Linked DNA regions of Homo sapiens: region 2 is linked to region 1. A link is a contact called in ENCODE Hi-C or POLR2A ChIA-PET data. All regions are on one chromosome and are shown on one strand. The core of a region is the stretch at or near the end of the contact, and the rest is flanking DNA. Distances in the headings are between cores, read along the strand shown.

Region 1 (6,633 bases), core at 1,457-3,956:
TAGGGCTGGGGAAAGGGGCATTTTAAGCCTCATCTTTCATTCTAAAAAGAAAGTCTTCACCCCAAGTTAAAATTGTACTTCAGGTGAAGGACTTACCTATTGGGGAGCACACTGAGGCTTCCTAATAAAATCAGAGAAGCCCGCCTAGTAAAAGGCTACCAGGAGCCTGATCTCCTCTCTTAAACCTAACCTCCCTTCCCACTGGGGAAGAAAAGCCCAAGTTTCTTGAGTAAAAGGCTCAGATCCCAGCACTTTGGGAGGCTGAGGCGGGCGGATCGTCTGAGGTCAGGAGTTTGAGACCAGCCTGCCCAACATGGGGAAACTCTGTCTCTAAAAATATAAAAATTAGTCAGGCGTGGTGGCAGGCACCTGTAATCCCAGCTACTCAGGAGGCTGAGGCAGGAGAATCGCTTGAACCTAGGAGGCTGAGGTTGCAGTGAGCTGAGATCTCGGCATTGCACTCTAGCCTGGGTGATAAGAGCAAGACTCTGTCTGAAGAAAAAAAAAGAAGGAAGGAAGGAAGGCTCAAAGGGGAAAAAGCAGACCTGCAGGAAACCCCTCCAGCCCAATCATGACTCCTAGGACCCTTTATAACTCCTGTGAGAGGCTGGAGGATACCCGACCCAGCAATGTGACTTGCTTCCTTCCACACAATTCTGAAACTTGTGACTTGGTCTGAAGGAAGATGGTACCACGATGCCTCTCCGTCCTCCGTCTCCTCCCCACCCTTAGCCTGGTGCCATTTTTTCTACCTGGGCGCCCATCCTTTCTTGCCTAGCCAGTGCCTGTCCCTCCTACAGGAAGCCTCCTCCAGCAGTCCAGTTCTCTGCTAGAAACCACAGAAACCAGCTCTGGCTGATTTAGGTAGAAGTGGAATTCATCACATCAGGTGCACACATTCTGGGAGGAAGGGACCCAGGCTGGGAGGCTGGACATCCTCCGCAGGACTGGTCTGGCAGGGAGGAAAAGTGCTGCCACCACTGCTGGGCACAGATACCCAAGTGCACCCCAGCCCCACTCACATGGCCTGCCAGAGCAGTTGCCACCTGGGATGCCTCCGAATCAGGCTGAGGCTGCCCACGCTCCTGCACCTGCTTTCTGAGTGGCGTCTGCCTGGCAGGGTTGAGGTCCCCCACCCCTCACTGTAGAAACAAGGGGGTCTGGCACAGTGAGTGCCTGGCATTTTCAGTGTCTCTGGTGGGGGATTCCTCAAATACAGGAAAGGAGATAAAGATCCCAGATGACAGATGGCATCCTCCCACGAGTGAGGCCATCTAACTCTGCTCTTTCCTCTTTCTTTCTTTCTTTCTTTCTTTCTTTCTTTCTTTTTCTTTCTTTCTTTCTTTCTTTCTTTCTTTCTTTTTCTTTCTTTCTTTCTCTTTGTCTCTCTCTCTCTCGCTCTCTTTCTTTCTTTCTAAATAAAAATAGAGACAGGGTTTTGCCATGTTGCCCAGGCTAGTCTTGAACTCCTGAGCTCAAGTGATCTGCCCACCTCGGCCTCCCAGAGTGCTGGGATTACAGGTGTGAGCCACCGCGCCCGGCCTGCCCGCACTCTCTCTGCTGCCTGCCTTCCCTGGCCCACACAATCTCTGAGTCTGATAACAGGCATTCAGGCTGTATCAGTCATTCAACGCATATTTGAGGGCCCAGGCCAAGTGCCAGGGTCTCATCCTTAGAAGAGTGTCCTGTACACATCACTTAAAACTCCGCTTCTCTCTGGGCAAAGGGTCAGCGCCCTTAGACTGCAACAAAACAGAGGCATTATGCAAGTTCCTAGATACCTCTTAAAAAGGAAGGCCTGGTGGGCTGAGGACCAGCGTAATAGCTGCCAGGCTCCTTCAGCATCAGGGACATTCCAACCGTCCCTCACACTGTAGTTCATTCGAAAATAACTTCCTAGAATAGACAGTGCTGTCAGCATCTTTCTGCTGACCATAGACTACTCTGGGCGGTATTTTGAAAATGAAACTGATGTATCAAAAGCTTGCAACAGGAAGCAGCAAGGTTGACTTGACTGCCTTTCCTTGTGGGGAGCCCTGGGCTGTGGGGAGCCCTGGGCTGTGACCCAGGGTCATGAGAGTGGGTCCCCTGGGCAGGCAGCAGGGACCAAAAGCTTAGTTCTCTGTTCCCCCACTGTCCCACTGAATGGCCACATAACCCTGGGCAAGTCGCCTGGGTCTGTTTCCACGTCTGTGGAACAAAGCTGGTGTTCGGTGCTCCCAACACAGCGGGTTAGAGGACCACAGTGGGCAAATAAAAGGCTACCAAGGGACATTCTCTCAGCGTTGCTAAATGGTTAGAGTTAATAGTGCGTTTGGCCTGGATTGAAACAAAACTAAACAACCCTCCACTTTTACTAAAGAAAATGAGGGCTCACCCAAAATAAGTAAACCCAGTCTCTGGAGTGAGTAAAAGCCCTTTTTTCTGGGTATTTTCACTGCTCTCTTAAGAAGGGCCTGACCCATCGCGCTCAGGGGAAATAAGCGCTGGGAGGAAATAAGGAAAATCGAACCGCGGTTTTAGGTCCGGGCTCTGGCAGGCACCGCCTCCGCCCCGCCTCGCCCCGCCTCGCTCCGCCCTGCGGCCCCCGCCGCGGCCCCGCGAAGGATCCGCCAATGAAGCGCCCAGGAACTGCATGACCTCATCAGGAGGCTCCCTCATTGGCTGCCGCCGCCGCGCCTGGTCGCCTCGTTCCGTTCGATTCCAGAAAGCCGCGCCGGCCCCAGTCCCCATGGGCTGAAGGCAGGTTGAGTTCTTCCCCAGGTCTGCGAGCCTCGAAGGCTTCTTTCAGACAGCAGACCCCTTAGAAGCGCAAGGCTGCTTTCTGACAAAGAATCAAGTGTTCCTTTCAACCAGCCAAGGGACTGGTTTTCTCGCTGACCCTTTGACAGGTATGTTCCCGGGATTTTGCTGGGACCTTCATCTTCCCCTCCCTACGTCCGTGACACATCTGGCTTCCCACTCGTTTCAGTCGTGTATTCCGTGGAGTTTTCTCTTGCTTCGCAGTAGATGGACTTCTGAAGCCCCACCTTACTGTTAAATGCCAGTGATCATCTCCCCCCACAGCTAACTCGGGAATTAGTCCACTGACACCCCCAGAGAGGGGACACGCCTTTCACAAGGTCACACGGCAGGTCAGTTACAGAGATGAAAATCAAATCCAGGTTTCCTAACTTCAAGAGTTTTTTCAGATGCCTTATTATTATTATTCGTTTTATTTTTATTTTTCATTTTTTATTTTTTTGAGATGGAGTCTCACTCTGTCACCCAGGGTGGAGTGCAGTGGAGTGATCTTGGTTCACTGCAATCTCTGCTTCCCGGGTTTAAGCGATTCTTCTGCCTCAGCCTCCCGAGTAGCTGGGATTACAAGTGCCCACCACCACACCCGGCTAATTTTTGTATTTTTAATAGAGACGGGTTTCATCATGTTGGCCAGGCTGGTCTCGAACTCCTGACCTCAGGTGATCCACCCGCCTCGGCCTCCCAAAGTGCTTGGGACTACAGCTGTGAGCCATCTCACCTGGTAATTATTATTATTTTTTTTTTAATTTGCTTCCTGAGAGCTCAGAAAGGAACCTCAGCTGTATGGGAGCACCCATATACCAATCCCATTCCAGCCACTCTCACTTTGACAGGACAGAATCAACGACCAGAGCCCAGGACCTCCTTGACTAGCACTCTCCTCTTACAAATAAGGAAACTGAAGGGTACCTGATCATGAACAAGCTGATGGGCAGCACTTGACCCAGACCTTTTACTTCTTACCCCTCCACCCCAGTTTGGACTCCCAAATGTGGGGAGGAATGGAATGCCCTACCAGTCCCCAGGGAATGGTTCATGCAGTCAGCATGGTTTTAGTACCTTTAGCATTTGATTTGGGAGAAAGATAATAACCAGAAGTGTCTGTATGCCTCACCAGCTGTCCAGCAGATCCCATAAACCTTCACCCCCAACCCTTCTGACCACCAAGTGCTTTGCTGCAGGAAAGGAGACCAGATTGTTGGGTTTTTCTCATCTGATGGTCGGGGGTGATCTGGGACTGCATATGTCTGAATACTGGGACCCTATTTTGAGTGCAAGAGTTTTGAAAACCCAGGACCACTTTGTTAGATGGTGAGGGTTGGTGAGCAGACTGGACCTGAGATCCTTTTTCAAGGCTTGGCTTGGGGGCAACATTCTCCAGGAAGACTTACTGGAGCACCCACCACAGTTAATTCCTGGCGTTCCTCTGGGTCCGGCTGCAGAGCTGTTGCTCACTTCTTTCCCCCACTAGACTGTGAGTTCCTTGAGGGATGGGACCATACCCTACACAATATTGTATCACTAAGGCCTAACACTGTGTCCGGCACATAGTAGGTACTCAATAAACGTTTGTTGAATTGAACTGTGGAAACCTTGCACCCTATTGGCCTTGTGCAGGGGAAGATCACTCACAATTCCTCACTGAAGCAGATCCTGTGTCTATCAGGCTCCTTCACACAAAATGAGAATTAGTTTCTTTTTTTCACAGTAACGTGTCCGAAGTGCAAACTTCAAACCTGTTTGCTGATACAACTCCCCAGGAACAACCAGGTCCCTTGTGCCCACCTAGTTCGTGATTTCTCTTTAAAACTCCTGATGTCAGCTGGGCGTGGTGGCTCACACCTGTAATCCCAGCACTTTGGGAGGCTGAGGTGGACAGACCACTTGAGGTCGGGAGTTCGAGACCAGACTGGCCAACATGGTGAAATCCCGTCTCTACTAAAAATACAAAAATTAGGCAGGCGTGGTGGCATATGCCAGTAATCTCAGCTACTTGGGAAGGTAAGGGAGGAGGATCACTTGAACCCCAGAGGCAGAAGTTGCAGTGAGCCAAGATTGTGCCACTGCATTCCAGCCTGGGTGACAGAGCAAGACTTTAATCTCAAAAAACAAACAAACAAACAAACTCCTGATATGTGAATCAACAACATCATTTAAATCAAACCATTCTGCCAGGCGCAGTGGCTCACACCTGTAATCCCAGCACTTCGGGAGGCCGAGGTGGGCAGATCACCTGAGGTCAGGAGTTCAAGACCAGCCTAGCCAACATGGTGAAACCCTGTCTCTACTAAAAAATGCAAACATTAGCTGGGCATGGTGGCAGATTCCTGTAATCCCAGCTACTTGGGAGGCTGAGGCAGGGAGAATTGCTGGAACCCAGGAGGCGGAGGTTGCAGTGAGCTGAGATCAAGCCACTGCACTCCAACCTGGGTGACAGAGTGAGACTCCATCTAAAAAAAAAAAAAAATTAAATAAATAAAACCATTCCACGTGTTTTCTTCTGTGCCTGGTCTGCTAGGAAGCTCAGAAATCAGTCTAGCCTTATGCTGAGGAACAGTCAGTCTCCTCCCTGTTGGCAGATACACCTTTCTCCCCCGTATCTGAATAGTTTCCCATCTTTACTTTGATGTTCATTTACAGATATAGGTGGGTATTTTATCACAAACCCAGTCTATGCCTTTTTTGGAGAAGATAGGACAGGTGGGGTACAGGGTAACACGGAAGTGTCCCCAGAACTCTGAGTGTGAGGAAAACACTCCTGAAGATTCCTATTACAGGCAGGGCATCACAGCTCATGCCTGTACTGCCAGCACTTTGGGAGGCCAAGGTGGGTGGATCACTCAAGCTTAGGAGCTCAAACCAGCCTAGGCCACAAAGCAAGACCCCCATCTCTACAAAATTAAAAAAAGTTAGCTGGACATGGCGGCGCTACTTGGGAGATTGAAGCAGGAGGATTGGTTGAGCCCAGGAGTTCAAGGCTGCAGTGAGCTATGATGGTGCCACTGCATGCCAGCCCAAGAGACACAAAGCAAGACCCTGTCTCTAAAAAAAACAAAGAAAGAAAGAAAGAAAAAGGGCAGACACGGTGGCTCATGCCTGTAATCCCAGCACTTTGGGAGGCCGAGGCGGGCGGATCACGAGGTCTGGAGTTCGAGATCATCCTGGCCAACATGGTGAAACCCTGTCTCTACTAAAAATACAATAAATGGCCGGGCATCTTGGCTCACGCCTGTAATCCTAGCACTTTGGGAAGCCAAGGTGGGCGGATCACGAGGTCAGGAGATCGAGACGATCCTGGCTAACACGGTGAAACCCCATCTCTATTAAAAATACAAAAAATCAGCTGGGCGTGGTGGCGGGCACCTGTAGTCCCAGCTACTCAGGAGGCTGAGGCGGGAGAATGGTGTGAACCCGGGAGGTGGAGCTTGCAGTGAGCCGAGATCGCACCACTGCATGCCAGCCTGGGCAACAGAGCGAGACTCCGTCTCAAAAAAAAAAAAGCTGGGCATGGTGGCTCATGCCTGTAATCCCAGCACTCTGGAAGGCTGAGGTGGGAGGTTGCTTGAGGTCAGGAGTTCAAGACTACCCTGGTCAACATAGTGAGACCCTGTCTCTAAAGTAAAAAACAGAACAACAACAACAAAAAACCCTCCTGTTACACAAAAGTTACTATTTTACAGGCTTAAACCAAAATCAGCTTAATTGTTATGGTGTCTACAGCCTGTGCAAGGTTGGAATGTATGGAGATAAGAAGTAAAAATTCACAGAGCTGGTCCAGCCTCATTCTGGGCAGGGGGAGATAGGCTTTGGACATGTGGATATTCTCAACTG
Region 2 (6,633 bases), core at 2,976-5,475, 540 kb before region 1:
GCACCGATGCTGTCGTTTTAGCCAGGAGGGGTGGACTTAGGGACAGAGGAAAGGGCAGCCCAGAACTGCTGCAGGTGCTGTCCTGTGGGGAAAGGGTCCTGCTCTCTCCATCCTTAGCCTAATCCTTGAAGTCCTTCTGCCTCACCCCAAACACACACCTCAGGGCATGGCATGCACTCAGCAGACACCGCTGAGTGGATACAAGCTTCTTGGTATGGCATAAGGAGCCCTAGGGCGGAGTGCAAGGAGACCTGGGTTTCCAGACCTGAATGTGGGGCTACGCCTCTGTCATTTTTTGCTCCGGACCTCAGTTTCCTGACTCTATGGATAATCTTGATGGCTCTTTTGGTTTTAAAATGCAGATTCTCAGCATCCCTCTGCTGTTGGGGTCTGTATGCACGGATGTGTCCACCTACTGACCCGCCTTCCCCTCCCCCACCATCCGCACCTGTGGTTGCCGAGGCATCACTGCAGCAGGTCGTTCCTAAAGCCCGATGCAGAGACCCGGCTTGCATTCCTCTTGTAAAATGGTTCCTGAACTACTGTTTATGGGCAGAGGTTCTCTTCCAAGGAGTCGAATGCCGTGTCCTGCCCGTGTTTCTGGGGCTGCCCCCCGCCCCCTTCTTTGGCTCAGGGGCTCAGAACAGGCCCTTCCTGGCATCAGATAAGACAGGTCTGCCCACAGAGCAATCCAGGGCATCACCCAGCCCTAAAGGGAAGGTGGCAGGAGCTCCTGGGGTTACTTGAAACATCCTCTGGTTCCCTCCCTGCCGGGTTCCCTGAGTTCTTCTGGACGCGTGGGCACTTGCCTGCTGGTGAGAGCTGGCAGCCGAGTTAACGCCATAAAGATGTGCTGTGCCTCTCTTGCCAGCAGCGTCTCTTTTTCCAGCCCCTCCCTTCCCCCTTCTGAAGGAGACTGAAGTCCTTTAGAGACTGTGGAGTCCTGATCCTGGTACAGATGAGGGTGTGGCTCAGAGAGGGACTGTGACTTGCCTGAGGCCACACAGTAGGTTACAGGCAGAGGCAGGAGTTAGCGGCTCTGCCCTCATGCTGCGGTGTTTGAGTTTCCAGGTGCTCCTTCCCAGCGGTTCTCCTCCTCCTGGGTCAGCTCAAAGGAAATATTTGTTTTCCTTTCTGTGAACAAAGAACCGACTTATGTTTGTTTCTGTGAATGCAGCCACAAGGACAGGCAGTTAGGAAGTGTTCCGTGGGAGGGGGTTTTCTGATGACGTGGTAGCCTCGGCCGGGCCGAGTTGGTCCCTGGGTACGGAGACACGGGTGGCCTTGTTAGGGGAGCCGGCGCTCCTGGGCTTGTGCAGATTGCAGTTGGTTTCAGGCCCTAGGGATCCCAGGATTAATCGAAATGAGGTGGAACAGATGGATTGAATCTATCAGCAGCTTTACATGACAGCCTCGTAACATAAAAGCACTTCATTGCCACTCGTTTTGCCAGGACTCCCCGCCCCGAAGAGGGACTGGGTGGAGAGGAGAGCCTCTTGTGCAGATGGAGTTACAAGCATGTGGGCCTGGGCTTTGTGCAGGCAGCAAGGACAAACCACTGCTTGGGTTTTCCTCTCAGTGGCTATGTTAGAAAATGTGCTATGTTCCAGAGGTAAAAAAAAGAAAAATAATAATGAATAAAAAATAAGAAAATTGGCCGGGCATGGTGGGTCACACCTGTGATCCCAGCACTTTGGGAGGCCGAGGTGGGTGGATCACCTGAGGTCAGGAGTTCAAGACCAGCCTGGCCAACATGATGAAACCCCATCTTTACAAAAATACGAAAATTAGCCGGACATGACGGCAGGCGCCTGTAATCCCAGCTACTTCGGAAGCTGAGGCGGGAGAATTGCTTGAACCCAGGATGTGGAGGTTGCAGTGAGCCGAGATCACGCCATTGCACTCCAGCCTGGCGGGTGTGATTGGCTGGGGTTGGGCCACAGGCTGTGTCGTGAGTCGTTATTGAAGGTTTGGGGCGGGCCTGTGCTGTAGAAAGTGCTCTGGCTTTGGGCATGAGGTGATGAAGATGGTGTCTATGAGGGAAGCTCTCCAGGCCTGAGGTTCCAACCCCGGTCTTGCTCCAGGCCCTGCTGGCAAACGATCAGCGACATTGTGCTGCGGCTGTTCCCTCCCACTGGAAATGCTCATAATTCTTGTCCTGGCCACCTCGCATGAATGTCAGGGAGGAAGGAGGAGAAAGGAGATGGAACCTCTTCACTGTCTGGTGTTTCTGGTAACGGGGCCTGAGGTTGGCTGGTTGCCAGTGCCAGGTCGTCAGGTGGTTTTTGTTTTGGCCATCAAGTTGTTGAGGTGCATTCAGGGGCTGCTTCTGGCCAAATCCAGGAAGAGGTTGTGAGATGTGTCCTGTGGAGAGTTAATCAGTGGCATGAGCGTAGACGTTCCAACACCTGCAAAGGAGATCTGTGGAATATCCCTCCTGACTACAGGGTTCTCTTGGGGGCCCTCAAAAAGCATCCCACCTGCCTGAAGCACAGCCAGCACCGTGCCGTTTCTGGAAGTGTTAAATCGATGCAGGGTTTCGACACCCCTCCTAGAGCACTGGACTAGACATTGGGAACACTGGAATACGTGTGGGGCCTTTCCTGTCTGAAGTCACTTCTGTAGTTTAGGAATTTAAAATTAATTTACTTTTGCTTAGTTTGCTCATAAAACTATTGCATTTGGGATTTTACAGTTGGAAAGCATGGTATATTCAAGCCAGCATTACCAGTTCACTTTGGAATGTTTTTAAAAATCTATATTCAATCTTCTACTTACACAAGTTCTAATGGAAAATTCTAAAACAAATTCGAAGCTTTTTTTCCCTCTGAAATGTTTTTAACTTTTGTTAACAGCTACAGGCTGTGAATCTTAAGGAATATGGTGTCAGATTTTCCAGGTTTCAAGGCACAGGAATTAGCAGAGAAACCACCCTCATTGCAGTGATAGAGCAGAACAGTAGGTTTTCAGATCTTGGTTCCCTTGTCAACATGGAAGAGACAGAGAAGACACCTCCTCCACAAAAGAGGTTTTTAAAAACTGTGTACTCAATATATATTTTGAGGAATATTTTCTGATTTAATTTTCCCAACTGTCACTATTAGCAGCTTTTTGCCACTTCGGAGTGGGGAGTTGATTGACATGGCACAGTGTAGAAAGTGCCGCAGAAGGGGGCTGAGGAAGCATTAGGAGTTCAGGGGAGAAAAAAATCATCCGGCATCAGGTGGCTGCCTAGAGGAGGGGGCGTTTTAGCTGAGCTTTGGAGGGCGAGTAGGGTCTGGCAGGTGGTAATCTGGTGGTAATGGGGCTGTGGGAGGAAGGGCACCCTCGTGGGAAGCGCAGAGAGTGTTGGTAGTTCAGTTTGATGCTCAGGGTAACCGAAGGGTTGACTTGCTGCCCACACTTAGCAGTTAATACATTTCCTGGCTCTGTCCCTCACGTGTCAGACTCCTAAGCATTCTCTACAGCCCAGCTCAGAAGCTGTCTCCTCTGGGAAGCCTTCCCAGACTTGTCTGGGCAGTTTGGCAGTACTCCCTGTGCTGTGCTGCCACTGTCTACCTCCCTCCCAGACAGGCCGAGAGTTCTCTGCTCGCTGCAAGGTGTACACAGTACGTGTCTTCTGAATATCTGAACCCCAGAGCAGACCTAAAGGTGTAGAAAATGCCCCGGCTTTGGGCACCAGGGAAGACGGTGTCTAGAGGTGTGCTGGGTGCACCTGCGAAGCCGACGTCACTCATGCTTCTGCTATTTCAGTCTTGACTGTTAGCGTGTGTGGGTCAACAGCGGCATTCTTTGTGGTTTTGCTTTGGCTGTGTGGAAGGCTCTCTTTGCTGTTTGGACCATCTTGGTCTCCTTGGCAACCGTGAGCGTCACCTTCATCCTGAATGCCTGTGCTGGGCGTTCATCTTAACTTTTCTGGGATTTCCCTCTCATTTATTCTGCATTAGCAGCTCCCATTCATAGCCACATGAGGGGCATCCTGTGGGCCTAAACGCTTGGCTTTCGGCAGCGTTTATTCTTCCTTCCTGGTAAAATATCAAGCTGCGAGATTCAGTTTCACTTAGAAGGAGAAAAATAATTCTTCCCATTTCTTCGTGAAATCATTGTTCTTGGTCCAACTGTCCTAGTGTTTTCAGTGGATACTGAAGCTAACCTCTGCCACATGCACAGAACGGTGTTTCCACCTGCATCTTTCCCAGGACTGTAATGTTTCTCCCACCTGCGGAGAAAATGACCTTTTTGTTGGAGCAGGCACAGTGGTTGAGATGGCCCTGGCAGGTTGTTAAGTCTTTTCAGGAGGCCCTTACTTTGCCTCAGGTGTTGAGTGGGCCTTTTCTGGGACCTCTGAGGCTCTGTCTTCACAGGGCTTATACCCTGAGAGTCAGCCTTTCGCCCAGGACCCCGTCCCCCTTCACTGGTTACAGACCCCTTGGGTGCTCCTGGCTCCCATCTGTTCTTCCCAATCAAGAGGCTTGGCTTCTCCTGATGAGAAGATGCTTGAAGGTGCAGCTTGCTTTTTGTGGCTATTATTTAAAATGGCAATCTACTTCATTCCTCATCTTGGATAGTTGGTGAATTGTCTCAGAGGAAAGAGTGGCTATAGATATATGGATATAGATACAGATACATGGTTTTTTGTTTGTTTGTTTCTTGTTTTTTTTTATTTTTATATTTTTTTAGACCGTCTTGCTCTGTTGCCGAGGCTGGAGGGCAGTGGCGCAATCTCGGCTCACTGCAATCTCTGCGTCCCGGGTTCAAGCAATTCTCCTGCCTCAGCCTCCCAAGTAGCTGGGATTACAGGCACATGCCACTGTGCCTGGCTAGTTTTTGTATTTTTAGTAGAGATGGGGCTTTGCCATGTTGGCCAGGCTGGTCTTGAACTCCTGACCTCAGGTGACCCGCTCGCCTTGGCCTCCCAAAGTGCTGGGATTACAGGCGTGAACCACCATGCCCAGCCCTGTGTGTGTGTGTGTGTGTGTGTGTGTGTGTGTGTGTGTGTGTGTGTGTATTTTTTAAGTAGGTCTGTCATGTTCACAGCTGAAATACCTAGTTAAATAGATGCCTCTGACTATATGGTCTCTGTGAGAACCTTTACAGAATATTTAGAAAATGCTGGGGAAACTTGCTCTTGCCCTAATCACTCTAATAAAGAAAATTCTGTCATTTTAGTGTAATATATTTCCTTTGAGGTTTTGTTTTCTTTTTTCAACATCCATTTCCTACTGTACATACAATTATGTATCTTTTTACACCTTTGAGCACTCTTTGCTGCCTTCCTAAATGGGATGAGTGGCCATAGCGTCCTGAACCGTTCCCCAGCGTTAATTTGCAGCAAGACTGTTAGAGTGCTGTTCTCTAATCTCACACCTCTTTCATGCTTCCTTTTGTAGTTTTGGGGAGGATTTGGGCCTTTAATAGTCTGTGGTTGACAGATTGCATAGTAGATGGTTGACTCAGAGTTGGGGTCTACATACTTGTTCTCAGAGCGGGGCTAAGGATGTCATTTAAGGTACTTGAGCTGAGTACCTTGTTGCCAAACCAAGGGTGGAGGTCCCAAAAGAAAGCACAGGCTCAGTTCAGGGTCTCCAAGACATTGAGCCCGTGGCGAACGTGGTTGAGTGGATGCACCATTTCTAAGTCCCAGATAGAGACTGGCTGAAAAGGAATGAGGCGGCCTGTCCCCCTAACAGTTTAATGGCCTCAACTGGACAAAACAGAAAATGAGCTTCATCTACAAGCCCCAGGAGCCATACAGGGTCATGTGGGGCGTGAGGGGCCACCGTAGGTGGAGAAGGGAGGCGCTCAGACCCCTTTCCTTGGGTCCTTCCCAGCCTAGTCCCTTCCCGTCCTGGTCCCTACCTGCTTCATGGGCTCCAGACACCTGCCTGCCACTCATTCTGTCCTGCCTCTCATTCTGTCCTGCCTCTCAGGAGGGCAGAAGCCCCAGCAAGGTGAAACCTGCCTGGGAGGGGTGAGGGGTGAGGGGTGAGGGAGTTGGAGGAGAGGAGGAGAGCACTTAGGCTGGAGGGGACCGTAGGGTGCCTGTGGCCTCCTGGAGCCAGCAGTGACAAGTGCTTAGCGTCACAGCATTGGCCTGGACGCTGGTCTTGTTTGCAGTGGCCCCACCACCCAGCATGGGCGTCACTCCCTAACCAGGCGCCGCTACGATCTGATGTCGTCCTCCCCTGTCAGAGCTTCATTGCCTATGAAGCCTGGAGTGGGACACCTGTATCCTGTGTTTTGGGGATGGTCCCGATTTCTCAACAAGTACATTGATGTTTGTCCCCAGCAGGTTCTAATAGAATCAGCTTTCTCTTTGGTTCTGTTCTTAGAACTCTACGCCTGTGACCTTGGAAAGCCACCGCTACAGGCCTTGAGATGCAGCATGCTCTGGGCCACCTTCAGTTTGCTTCCTGTGATCTGGGTTGGGAGCTGGGAATGGAGGCTTGTTGACACCGTGTGCAGACACAACTGCTGCCCCTGCCACCTTCCTGCCGGGGTGACAAATGCTTCCTGAGGGGGTCCTGGCCCACCCCAACCCTCCCCCTTGGGGTGACTGATAAGAGCCTAGATTTTAGATTTGAGGCCAGGGTGTTGTCAGGTGGGTGGGCCCTCTCCCCTTGTGAGATTACA

The links. Hi-C counts contacts between places; a loop is a spot of excess contacts on that map. ChIA-PET counts read pairs that join two places held with the same protein, here RNA polymerase II (POLR2A). Pooled maps may share reads with other maps.
Region 2: a loop to region 1 is called in a pooled map, with 3 times the contacts of the local background. The contact joins the enhancer-like site here to the promoter of LINC02321 in region 1. A Hi-C loop is called at or near these places in 1 of 37 single-sample maps with no recorded cell type and 4 of 50 pooled maps. POLR2A ChIA-PET finds 5 or more read pairs at or near these places in 1 of 52 experiments (naive thymus-derived CD4-positive, alpha-beta T cell).

The regions. Positions count from the first base shown.
Region 1 is chr14:90,824,247-90,830,879 of GRCh38, reverse strand. It overlaps LINC02321 (long intergenic non-protein coding RNA 2321), which reads left to right and starts at 2,706. Exons shown (of 4, transcript NR_184259.1): 1 at 2,706-2,891. RefSeq lists a silencer at 2,416-2,675.
Region 2 is chr14:91,364,528-91,371,160 of GRCh38, reverse strand. All of the region lies in intron 3 of CCDC88C (coiled-coil domain containing 88C), which reads left to right. It overlaps LOC107984673 (a long non-coding RNA gene), which reads right to left and starts at 1,622. Exons shown (of 2, transcript XR_001750858.2): 1 at 449-1,622. RefSeq lists enhancers at 3,606-3,685, 5,423-5,512, 5,872-6,121 and a silencer at 6,612-6,633. Within about 2 kb of position 4,225, at least 5 of the 41 ENCODE cell types and tissues checked have a DNase peak (open chromatin) inside an H3K27ac peak, as active enhancers do.